Linked DNA regions of Homo sapiens: all the other regions are linked to region 1. A link is a contact called in ENCODE Hi-C or POLR2A ChIA-PET data. All regions are on one chromosome and are shown on one strand. The core of a region is the stretch at or near the end of the contact, and the rest is flanking DNA. Distances in the headings are between cores, read along the strand shown.

Region 1 (3,567 bases), core at 367-2,866:
TGATCTTGAACTCCTGGCCTCAAGAAATCCTCCATGACCAGCCTCTAAAATTACAAATAATAATAAAAAAAGATATGGCCGGGCACAGTGGCTCACGCCTGTAATCCCAGCACTCTGGAAGGCCGAGGCGGGCGGATCACTTGAGGTCAGGAGTTCGAGACCAGCCTGGCCAACATGGTGAAACCCCGTCTCTACTGAAAATACAGAAAAAAAATTAGCTGGTTGTGGTGGTGGGCACCTGTAATCCCAGCTACTCAGGAGGCTGAGGCAGGAGAATCGCTTGAACCCGGGAGGTAGAGGTTGCAGTGAGCCGAGATCGCGCCATTGCACTCCAGCCTGAGTGACAGCGCGAGATTCCATCTCAAAAAAAAAAAAGTGGCTTCCAAAAAATGTTAATTTTACACCTAATTTTGGTGCGCGGCTGGCATTATTTTTCCACTGGGCAGCACTGATCGCCCGTGGGGGCAGAGACTCTGAGACCTGGAGTCTCCCAGGCCGGGGGCGACGGCCCAGACGGGAGGCGGTGGAGAGAAGTTTCCGGATGTATTATGTGGTCATGAATCATGTCAGGGAATTGCCACGGCCCCCGTTGAATGGGGAGGCGCTGCCTCGGGCGCTGAGTAGCAGAGCCCGGACTCTGAACACTGGTCTGCCCCCGAACTGGAACTCCCATTTTCAGTACCGTCCGCTTGAAACCTCCCAAGAGCCCTCAAGGGGGCGAGAGAGGGATCCAAACCCCTCGGGGGCGAGAGCGGGATCCGAACCCCTCGGGGGCGAGAGCGGGATCCGAACCCCTCGGGGGCGAGAGCGGGATCCGAACCCCTCGGGGGCGAAAGCGGGATCCGAACCCGGCCGGATTCCCGAGGTCTGAGCGCGCCTCGTGACCGCCACTCCGAACGTTCGCAACGTTCACAACGGACTCCCGCGCCGCTGGACCTCAAGGGTCAGGAGCCACTCAGAAAAGCTCCAGGAAACGCTCACCTGTTGACAGACGCTGAGGCCGCAAACGCTCCTCCTCTCTCTTCACACTCGCCAACACCGCGGTGGCGCTCGACTTCCGCTTCTCTCCAGCGAATCCCCAGCTGAGCCTCCTTCTGCTCCCGCCACCATTACCAATCCAGCCAATAAACTCTCAGAAAACCCTCTTTATCTCCGCCCCACTCCCTCCTGCCAATCACTTCGGGTGCGAGCACCGCCCTTCCCGCCTTCTTTAGCGAGCGCCGCGCGCCACCGCTCGGCGGGTGGCGGCGCTGCGCGCTGCGGGATGCATCTCCCGGAAAAGCGAGGCGAGGGGCGGGCCACGCCGGTGCGGGAACCCTCAGGATTGGCCAGAAGGAGGCCGGCGCTGTGACTCCGTCCATTCCCGCCGTTGACATCCAAGTCGGAGACGCTGGGGATTGGTTTCCAGCGGACACGCTAAGAAGCTTGGAGATAGTTTCGCCCTCCTCACACGCTGCGGAGAGGGAGCTCCGCTGATTGGTCCGAGGAGTCTGGGCGCGCGCCGATCGGCGCTCCAGGACTGGCTGAGGGGGTGCGCGCGCCGCCAGGGAGCGTTGGCGGTGATTGGCCAGAGGGCGGAGGCCGGCTATTTGAAGGCGGCGCGCGGACTAGGTGCGCACTTCAGTTCTCGGAGAGAAGAGGCGGGAGTGGACCTGGTCAGCCCTACCCCACTGACCCCACCGGACCCAGGCGCGGCCTCCGCCACAGCCACAGCCCCTGCCCCTGCTGCGGCGCGGCGAGGCGAGGCGATGGCCAAGGTGTCGGTGCTGAACGTGGCGGTCCTGGAGAACCCGAGCCCTTTCCACAGCCCCTTCCGGTTCGAGATCAGCTTCGAGTGCAGTGAAGCCCTGGCGGACGGTGAGGCTGGGCCTGTGCGGGGACCCCCACCCCCGGGCCGACCCCGGCCTCCCCTCAGAGAACCGCTCCCATGGCCAACTTGATCTCCCCCATGAAACCCCTCGTCCCCCTTCCGCCAACCCCGATCTCCCCCAGCCCGCCAGTCAACCGGATCTCCCGGTGGAGACCCCCCGCCACCAGCCAACACGGACCTCCCCGTGACCTCCTCCCCCACTGCCCGCCTTGACCTCCCGGGTGGAGACCCCCCGCCAGCTAACTCGGACCTCCCAGTGGCCTCTTCCCCCACTGCCCGCCCCGACCTCCCCATAGAGATTAACCCCCTCCAAGCCCCATTTCCCGCGTGGGGAACCTCATCCATCTTTTTTCTCTGGAGCTCTTCCTAGGTACCCGTTTTCATGGGGAGACCTTCTCGGCCTCCATTTCTTAACCCACGGAGATCTTCAGCCACCGTGGTTTCCCTGTGGCAAGACCCCCGCTTCAACCACCCACCCATTTTTGCCCACTTATTCCCTCTTTCCTGTAGTGAGATACTCACACCTCCCATTTTCCCTCTGGAGACCCCCAATATCCAGCCCCTTCCCATTTTCCCCGGGGGAAATCCCAGCCATCTCCTATTTTCCCTATGGAGACCTCTCACCCAAGCTCCTCTCTCCTTGCCGTGAAGACCCTCCCCTCCAGTAACCTTTTTTTCCTGTGAAAACCCCTCAACCCCTTTTCAGGACCTCTCTCAACCCCATCTTCCCATTTGTGTCCCACCAGTCCCCTCCCCAACCTGCCAATATTTCAATAACCCCACGCCCACCAGTTGCTGCCGCTTTTCTGCCCCAATGCACATACCCTGGAACCTGGTTTCTCTCCTTCGTTGGGGCCCAACCCCCCTATGCTTGAGCTCTCCCTGGGAAAGGATGCTACCGTCTTTGAGGGGAACTTTGTCTCCCCAGCTCCCCTTCCCCACCTTTCTCTGTGGGCTTGGATAAACACACTGAGATCCGAGGGGTGGCATAGCCAGGCAGGCATTAGCTAGTTCTCCAGGTTTGCCCACCCGTTTCCAGCTGAGTTACTGCAGCAATTTTTCTGTCACTTTTTCTTTCTTCTTCTTCCTCTTCTTTTTTTTTTTTTTTTTTTTGAGACAGTCTCACTCTGTTGCCCAGGCTGGAGTGCAATGGCACGATCTCGGCTCACTGCAACCTCCACCTCCCGAGTTCAAGCGATTCTTCTGCCTCAGCCTCCCGAGTAGCTGGGACTACAGGCGCCTGTCACCACGCCCAGCTAATTTTAGTATTTTTAGTGGAGGCAGCGTTTCACCATGTTAGCCAGGTTGGTCTCGAACTCCTGACCTCAAGTGATCCACCCGCCTTGGCCTCCCAAAGTGCTGGGATTACAGGCGTGAGCCACCGTGCCCCGTCTTCTTCTTTTTTTTTTTTAATATAGCTGGATAATCAGTGCCAAGCTCCCGTTGCTTTTGATGGTCTGACCTAGTCTGGGGGGTGGGTGGATTGGGCTGAGCTGTGACGGGCTCCAGCTTCAAACAGTCGGCTGGAGCTTGGAGGTCACAGCCTCCTGTACATCTTTTCCAAGGTGCTTCCGTAGATGTACTTATTAATCTGTGTGACTTAAAGGTGGGCATGGCTCTCATCTCACAGATGAGAAGACAGGAGCCACAAAACGCAAAAGACCTTTCAAGTCAAGGCCTGTACAAATCCAAAATCT
Region 2 (3,567 bases), core at 680-3,179, 410 kb before region 1:
TTTCTCAGTGGCACCCGGGGGCGGCTGCACCAGCCTCCCCGAGGCGCCACAGTGGAAGCAGAATGTCACCCAGGGTGGGGAGGAAGGGCTGAGAGTGGCTGACCTCCCACTCCCAGGTCCCTGGACCGCTCTGCTCCTGTCTTCTACCTGTGCTGGCAAGACGAGAGGTGCCAGGGTCTCAATGCCAATGTCTCTGGGCTCTCGGATCCGAGGCCAGGGCCAGGTGCAGAGGCAGCGGTAGCCCGGGACCCGGAGAAGCTGGAGCTGCTGTTCCCATCCAGCAGAGCCCCGAGCGAGCAGGTAGCAATCCAGCCTTGGAAGATGGTCATCGGACGCACGAGCTCCTGGCTTGGGCGAGCAGCCACAGCCATTCATAGAGGATGAATATGGCACAAGACAAACACAGTGGGAAGTTGGAGAACCTGGGTCTCAGCCCTGGGCCTGCCCCCCATTCTCAGTGGTACCCACAGCCTACACCCATCCCTGCGGTTGTGCCCTCAGGGCCTCCGAGGAGCACTGGCCCACCCAGAGCGACGCTGATCTCGCCCGTTTCATTCAGACGTGACATCTATCAGATGCTCACCCTGTACCTAGGACTATGCTGAGACTGCCACCCAGGCCTCACCCAGGCCCTATAAGAAAAAGACTGGGCCGGGCGCAGTGGCTCACACCTGTAATCCCAGCACTTTGGGAGGCCGAGGCGGGTGGATCACGAGGTCAGGAGATCAAGACCATCCTGGCTAACACAGTGAAACCCCGTCTCTACTAAAAGTACAAAAAAAGTTAGCCGGGCATGGTGGCGGGTGCCTGTAGTCCCAGCTACTCGGGAGGCTGAGGCAGGAGAATGGCGTGAACCCGGGAGGCGGAGCTTGCAGTGAGCCAGAGATTGCGCCACTGCACTCCAGCCTGGGCGACAGAACGAGACTCCTCTCAAAAAAAAAGAAAAGAAAAGAAAAGAAAAAGACTGTGATGCCTGTTACGTGGCTTGGAAAACTGGGGCTTGGGAACGAGGAAGCCCTCGCCCAAGGTAAGTAGCCTGGAAGTGCCCATGTGAGTGTCCACCCAGCTTGCTCAGGCCCAAAGCTCCTACAATAAAATAATGCCTCCATCCTAGAGAGCAGGGCTATGTGCAACAGAGAAAGGAAAAGGCAGGCCGGGCACGGTGGCTCACGCCTATAATCCCAGCAGTTTGGGAGGCCAGACTGGGAGGATTGCTTGAGCCCGGGAGGTCAAGGCTGCAGTGACCTATCATTGCACCACTGCACTCCAGCCTGGGGGACAGAAGACACGCTATCTCAAAAAAAAAAAAAAAGAAAAAAGAAAGAAAGAAAGAAAGAAAAGAAAAAGGCCAGGCGCGGTGGCTCATGCCTGTAATCTCAGCACTTTGGGAGGCCAAGGTAGATGGACTGCTTGAGCCCAGGAGGTCAAGGCTGAGTTATGACTGCACCACTGACTGCACTCCAGCCTGGGCGACAGAGCGAGACTCCATCTCAAAAAAAAAAAAAGAGAGAAAGAGAGAGAGAGAGAGAGAGAGAGAGGGAGGGAGGGAGAGAGAGAGGGAGGGAGGGAGGGGGAGAGAGAGAGAGAGAAAGGAAAGAAAAAGAGGAAGAAAGGAAGAAATAAAGAAATAAGGGTAAAACCAAACAAAAGAAAAACAAAAACAAAAAAACAAAAAACCCACCACCCTGGATGCGATCCTCCAGCAGACACCAAGAACTGAGCCTCTCTGCCTGGCCTGAGGACCCAGCCCGCTGGCCTCTGCCCCACAGCCTCACACAGCCAGGCTGTACCAGAGCAAAAGGTCTATCAGCAACTCATACCACAGCGGGGCCCAGGCAGGGTTTACAGCTGTGGCAATGCCTCCTGCATGTTTTCCTGTCACTAGCTAAGACAGCCAATGGGCCTAGAAAAGCAGGGGCGCGTCCTCAATGCTGACTGAGAGGCACTGCCACAGGGGGCGGTGTCAGACCTGCCTTGCCTGTCTGCTTCTCCAACTAGTAAATGGGTGTGCCTGCAAGACCATCTAACACAGGGACTGCTTAGGAATTAGGGAATTCCTGCAGCCTGTGCAACATGTCAAAACTCCTTCTCTACACAAAATATAATAATTGGCCAGGTGCAGTGGCTCACGCCTGTAATCCCAGTACTCTGGGAGGCCGAGGTGGGTGGATCACCTGAGGTCAGGAGTTCGAGAGTAGCCTGGCCAACATGATGAAACCCTATCTCTACTAAAAATACAAAAAAATTAGCTGGGTGTGGTGGTGGGTGCCTGTAATCCCAGCTACTCAGGAGCCTGAGGCAGGAGAATCGTTATGAACCTGGGAGGTGGAGGTTGCAGTGAGCCGAGATCGCACCACTGCACTCCAGCCTGGGTGACAAAGCAAGACTCCATATCAAAAAAAGAAAAAAAAATAGTGTCTTTGCAGATATAATTAAGGATCTTAAGATGACATTATCCTGAATTTAAGGTGGACTTAATAAGAGAAAGGAGTGTCCTCATAAGTAAAAGGAGCGGCCGGGTGTGGTAGTTCATGCCTGTAATCCCAGTACTCTGGGAGGCCAAGGTGGGCAGATCATCTGAGGTCAGGAGTTCGACACCAGCCTGGCTAACATGGTGAAACCCTGTCTCTACAAAAATTAGCTGGGCATAGTGGTACGGGCCTGTAGTCCCAGCTACGGGGGAGGCTGAGACAGGAGAATCGCATGAACCCAGGAGGTGAAGGTTGCAGTGAGCTGAGATCACGCCACTATACTGCTGCATGTGCAACAGAGCAAGACTCCATCTAAAAAACAAACAAACCAAAAAACTGACACTCCTGGCCGCTGGGGCCAGCCCTCAAGGAGCTCCAGTGTAAAGGCCAAACACTCAACTCCCCAGGTCCCAGACCCCCAGGGGATGGTCCAGAACTGCATCCCTGCACCCACAGCTGGGTGGCAGTTGGGGACGACACCTGGGTCTCTCTCCAACTCAGGGCAGGAAGGCGCTGTCGGACCAGGAAGCTGGAAGGGGGCCAGAGGCTGAGCCCTGCAGATACAAACTGACTGGAGGAGCAGGAGGAGCTCATCCGGGCCAACCCCCGACTGCCCGAGTCCAGCAGACAGGTTAGTCCACCCCCATGAGCTCAGCTTGCCAAAGAGCCTAGACTGGGATCTACGTGGCAGGCTTTATACACGCGGCGGCAGCTAACACCACCCGCCCACTCACAACCAGCCAGGCACGGAGGCTCATCCTCAACACGAATCATCTCCTTTACAATGTATTCATCCTCTTTTGCAGGTAAGGAAACTGAGGCTCGTTTGTTCACTGACACATGCCAGGCCCTGTTAAGGACTGTGGGGTTCAGCTATAGAAGGAGAGACAAAAATCCCTGCTCGCATGGAACTCACATCTTGGCAAAGAAAGAGTGACAATGAAATAAATCGCTATATGTAATATGTTCAAAGGTGACGTGCGACATGGAAAGAAGAAAGAAAGGAAAGGGGACAGGGAGTGGCAGTTGAAGGGGGCAGGTGTATAGTTTATTTTTTTTATTTTTTTTTTTGAGACAGAGTCTCACTGTGTTGCCC
Region 3 (3,567 bases), core at 331-2,830, 290 kb after region 1:
GTTCCCTGGGTTCCTGGTGACCCAGCTAAGGGCCTTTCTCATGGGATGCGCTTCCCCAGTCCCCCAGCGCAGCCTAGGCTCTGTGGCACCCCTACTTGCCCCCCTCCTGCCAGGACAGCGAGGCACTGGGAGGGACGGGAGGCGGCCTCAGGGGGCCTCCTCTCCCGGCTGAGGCTCGGCCTCGCCCTCCTCCAGGCTGGGAGGATCCGCCGTCTGCGCCGCCGGCAGGGGGAGGGGGCGGGTTATTTTTACCTCCCTCCAGGCAGCCGGGGCGACAGGAAGTGAGCGCGCGGCCCGCCAGATGTGGGGAGCCAGGGAGCTGGGAACAGCCACAGCTGGACTGGCGGCCGGCCGGGAGCGGGGTTAGGGGGGAGGGTGTGTGGAGGGTGGATCCCCAGGCCTCCGGTCCCCTCTTTGTTCCCCGCCGCCCCAGCCTCCCCTCCAAAGACCCCTCGTCCCCATCCCCCGCTCATGTGGGTCGTGGCCTCGCTGTCCCTCATCTGGGCGCCAATCCCCTCGCTGGCTCGAGGGCTCTCAGATCCTGGGCAGGGAGGGGGACCCTGCCCCTCGCCCCAGGGACCCCCAGGTCCCAGCAGAGTCGGGGGTAAGAGGGGGAGACGGCCTCTCGCCGGCCCCGCCTGCCACCGCCATTGTTTACCCGTCGGCTGCCTCCTAGGAAACTTAACCCGCCCGCGGTAATTTTATTTGGGAACTTCGGCCAGTTGCCATAGCAACCCCCAGTGACGTCAGAGGGGCTGGGGCCCGAAATCCCCGGGAAAGTGGGGGGGATGGGATGGGGGGGAGACCCCCAGAAGGGCTCTCCTTAACCCTCTGCGTACCAGATCCCAGCCAGGCAGGGACAGCCAGATGTGACACTTCTTGGGTGCGCCCCCCCAGTTCTGGCCTGGGGCCAGGTCAGGGTGGCAGGCCAGGCCTTGATGTCATCGGGAGCTGGGTGGGTGGTGAGTCATTCCTGAGGTGGGGGCTGGGCCAGGCCTGGGGTCTATTCCTGTCTGACCTGCCCCACCAGTGCCCTTGAGCAATACTGGGACCCTTCCCCGGGGATTTCAGGCACCTGGCTGGGAGTCCCCACAGATCCCTGGGACCTCTCTGCCCTTCTGAACCATTATGTAGGTAGACAAAGTCTTTCCTGGTGCTCCAGACACCAGGCAATTGAGTTTGTCACGGTGAGCTGGGGCCACCGTGTAATGTCCTTCTCCGGATGTGGGGAGTGGCTGGTGCCCTGGTGAGGGGGCAGGGATGTGGTGGGATCCCGGCTCAGTCCATAACACAGCTGGTCGCCAGGGCAACAGGAGGCAGGGGCCCTGACTGGCATGGGGGTCACTGCCGCCAGCCGGGGGCTGGGCTGGGAGGAGCCACTCTAACCGCAGTGACGTGGGACTTCCTCGGCAGGGCCTGTTTGATGTCTCTGTGTGTGGCGTTGCCATGGGGCCCAGCAGGCAGCCCTGCATGTGAGCTGGGGTGACCTGTGGGCCGGCTGGGCCTGTCAGGGTCCCTTGATCCAGGTGTACCTGGTGTATCACTTACCCTCTTTCTACCTGCGATCAGCACATCACACGTCTCACCTCAAAGCCTGGTAACAACTGCAAATTGCGCATTTTCAGCCCCATTTTTCAGCCGACAAAACTGAGGCTTAGGAAGTGTAATCGCCTGGCCCCAAAGCCATCCCAAAGACATCCAGCTAGAAAGCTGGGGTGTAGGGCCTGGCGCTGTGGCTCACACCTGTCATCCCAGCACTTTGGGAGGCTGAGGCGGGCGGATCACTTGAAGTCAGGAGTTCAAGATCAGCCTGGCCAATATGGTGAAACCCTGTCTCTACTAAAAATAGAAAAATTAGCCGAGCATGGTGGTGCACGCCTGTAATCCCAGCTACTTGGGAGGCTGAGGCAGGAGAATCGCTTGAACTGGGGAGGCAGAGGTTTCAGTGAGCCAAGATTGTGACAATGCACTCCAGCCTGGGCGACAGAGTGAGACTCCTTCTCAAACAAAACAAAACAAAACAAATCTTTGTTCTTCTTCCATTCCACTCCTCTCTCTGCCTCCATGAAACCGGTCTGCTTTGCTGGTTTTCCAATGTTCCAGGCACCGTCCTACCGCAAAGCCTGTGCACTGGCCGTTCTCTACCTGGAACTCTCTTCCTCTCGATGTCTTCCTGGCTTTTCCCTCAGTGCCTAAAAGTCTTTGTTCAAAGTCACCTCCTCCTCAGGGAGGACTTTCCTGACCTAACCTCCACTCATTTCATCTCTCATCTCTCTTGCCTTTTTCTAGATTACCCATAGACTTTCCACCCAACACATTTTATATATATATATATATATATATATAATATAATTTAAAACAATATATATATAATTTTTAAACATATAGACACATAATTTTAAAATATATATAGATATATAATTTTTAAATATATAGATATGTAATTTTTAAAAATATATATAGATATATAATTTTTTTTTGAGACAGGGTTTCCCTGTGTCGCTCAGGCTGGAGTCCAGTGGAGCAATCTTGGCTCACTACAACCTCCGCCTCCTGGTTCAAATGATTCTCCTGCCTCAGCCTCCCGAGTAGCTGGGTACAGGCGTGCGCCACCATGCCCGGCTAATTGTTGTATTTTTAGTAGAGACGGGGTTTCACCATGTTGGCCAGGCTTGTCTCGAACTCCCGACCTCAAGTGATCAGGCTGCCTCAGCCTCCCAAAGTGCTGGGAAGACAGGCATGAGCCACCGCTCCTGGCCACATTATATATCTTTATACCTATCTATCTGCTTATCATGTTTGTTTCTCCCATAGATGCTGGTCCCAAAAGTACAGGGATTTTTTTTTCTGTTTTGTTCTCTTCTGTGTCCCCAAATGCCCGGAACAGAGCCTGACATACATACAGCAGGCACTCAATGTTTGTAGAATGAACAAAAGGGTGTGTGGTGTGTGTGTGTGTGTGTGTGTGTGTGTGTGTGTGTGCCATGCCATTTGACCACTTGACCTGGTCTCACCTTCGCCCTGTCCCTTCATCACTCCCTCACCTGCTGTCCCCTGGGTAAACCGGCAGGCTCAGGACCGGGGCCTGTGGAAGTAAATGTCAAGGGACCCAGAGGGAGAGGTGGGGGTTCTGGGAGGACCCTCCAAGCCTGGGCTGAGGGATACTAGTGAGCCGGGGTGTGGTCCAAGCCACAGGCAACAGAACAGCGAAAATTAGATAAAAAAAAAATCTGGGGGAAGAGGTATCCCCAGAGGCCAGCATGGAGGAGGTGTTCTCCCTGAATGTGAATTGGACTGATGACGGGACAGGCAATGTCTGGATGGAAGGCCTTATTATGGGGTGAAGGGAATTCTGGAGGGGCAATATGGATGGGGATGCGGTAGAGATCCGAGTTTTGTTTGTCATTGTAATTTGGTCACTTTCTACTTTTGCAATGACAAGTTTGTCTGTGTGCGTGTGTCCCTTACAGGGAGACCCCCACCCCCACCCCAGGCCCGCCCTGGAAATGCCATTCTTGTGTGTAGCTGCTCAGAAGGCCATGTGGTAAGTTGCTCCCACCTTCTGCG

Evidence for each region. Hi-C counts contacts between places; a loop is a spot of excess contacts on that map. ChIA-PET counts read pairs that join two places held with the same protein, here RNA polymerase II (POLR2A). Pooled maps may share reads with other maps.
Region 2: a loop to region 1 is called in a map of naive thymus-derived CD4-positive, alpha-beta T cell, with 2.9 times the contacts of the local background. The contact joins the enhancer-like site here to the promoter of ASF1B in region 1. A Hi-C loop is called at or near these places in 2 of 168 maps with a recorded cell type or tissue (mammary epithelial cell and naive thymus-derived CD4-positive, alpha-beta T cell) and 9 of 50 pooled maps. POLR2A ChIA-PET finds 5 or more read pairs at or near these places in 4 of 52 experiments (CD4-positive, alpha-beta T cell, MCF 10A, activated CD4-positive, alpha-beta T cell and 1 more).
Region 3: a pooled map shows a loop between it and region 1 (12-fold over the local background). The contact joins the enhancer-like site here to the promoter of ASF1B in region 1. A Hi-C loop is called at or near these places in 3 of 37 single-sample maps with no recorded cell type and 9 of 50 pooled maps. POLR2A ChIA-PET finds 5 or more read pairs at or near these places in 12 of 52 experiments (B cell, BJ, CD4-positive, alpha-beta T cell and 9 more).

The regions. Positions count from the first base shown.
Region 1 is chr19:14,134,638-14,138,204 of GRCh38, reverse strand. It overlaps ASF1B (anti-silencing function 1B histone chaperone), which reads left to right and starts at 1,616. Exons shown (of 4, transcript NM_018154.3): 1 at 1,616-1,857. The coding sequence starts at 1,749. ADGRL1-AS1 (ADGRL1 antisense RNA 1) reads right to left here and starts at 1,053. Exons shown (of 3, transcript NR_045214.1): 1 at 982-1,053. RefSeq lists enhancers at 971-1,130, 627-1,253, 1,331-1,470 and a silencer at 1,801-1,850.
Region 2 is chr19:14,549,918-14,553,484 of GRCh38, reverse strand. All of the region lies in intron 1 of TECR (trans-2,3-enoyl-CoA reductase), which reads right to left. It also overlaps a transcript of DNAJB1 not described here. Among named protein-coding and RNA genes, the nearest start is that of NDUFB7, 20 kb to the left of the region's middle. RefSeq lists an enhancer at 1,305-1,804. Within about 2 kb of position 1,929, at least 23 of the 41 ENCODE cell types and tissues checked have a DNase peak (open chromatin) inside an H3K27ac peak, as active enhancers do; they include mammary epithelial cell, where a contact is called at or near this core.
Region 3 is chr19:13,844,515-13,848,081 of GRCh38, reverse strand. No RefSeq gene overlaps it. Among named protein-coding and RNA genes, the nearest start is that of MIR23AHG, 3.4 kb to the right of the region's middle. RefSeq lists silencers at 36-241, 62-331 and an enhancer at 912-1,091. Within about 2 kb of position 1,580, at least 41 of the 41 ENCODE cell types and tissues checked have a DNase peak (open chromatin) inside an H3K27ac peak, as active enhancers do; they include B cell, CD4-positive, alpha-beta T cell and GM12878, where a contact is called at or near this core.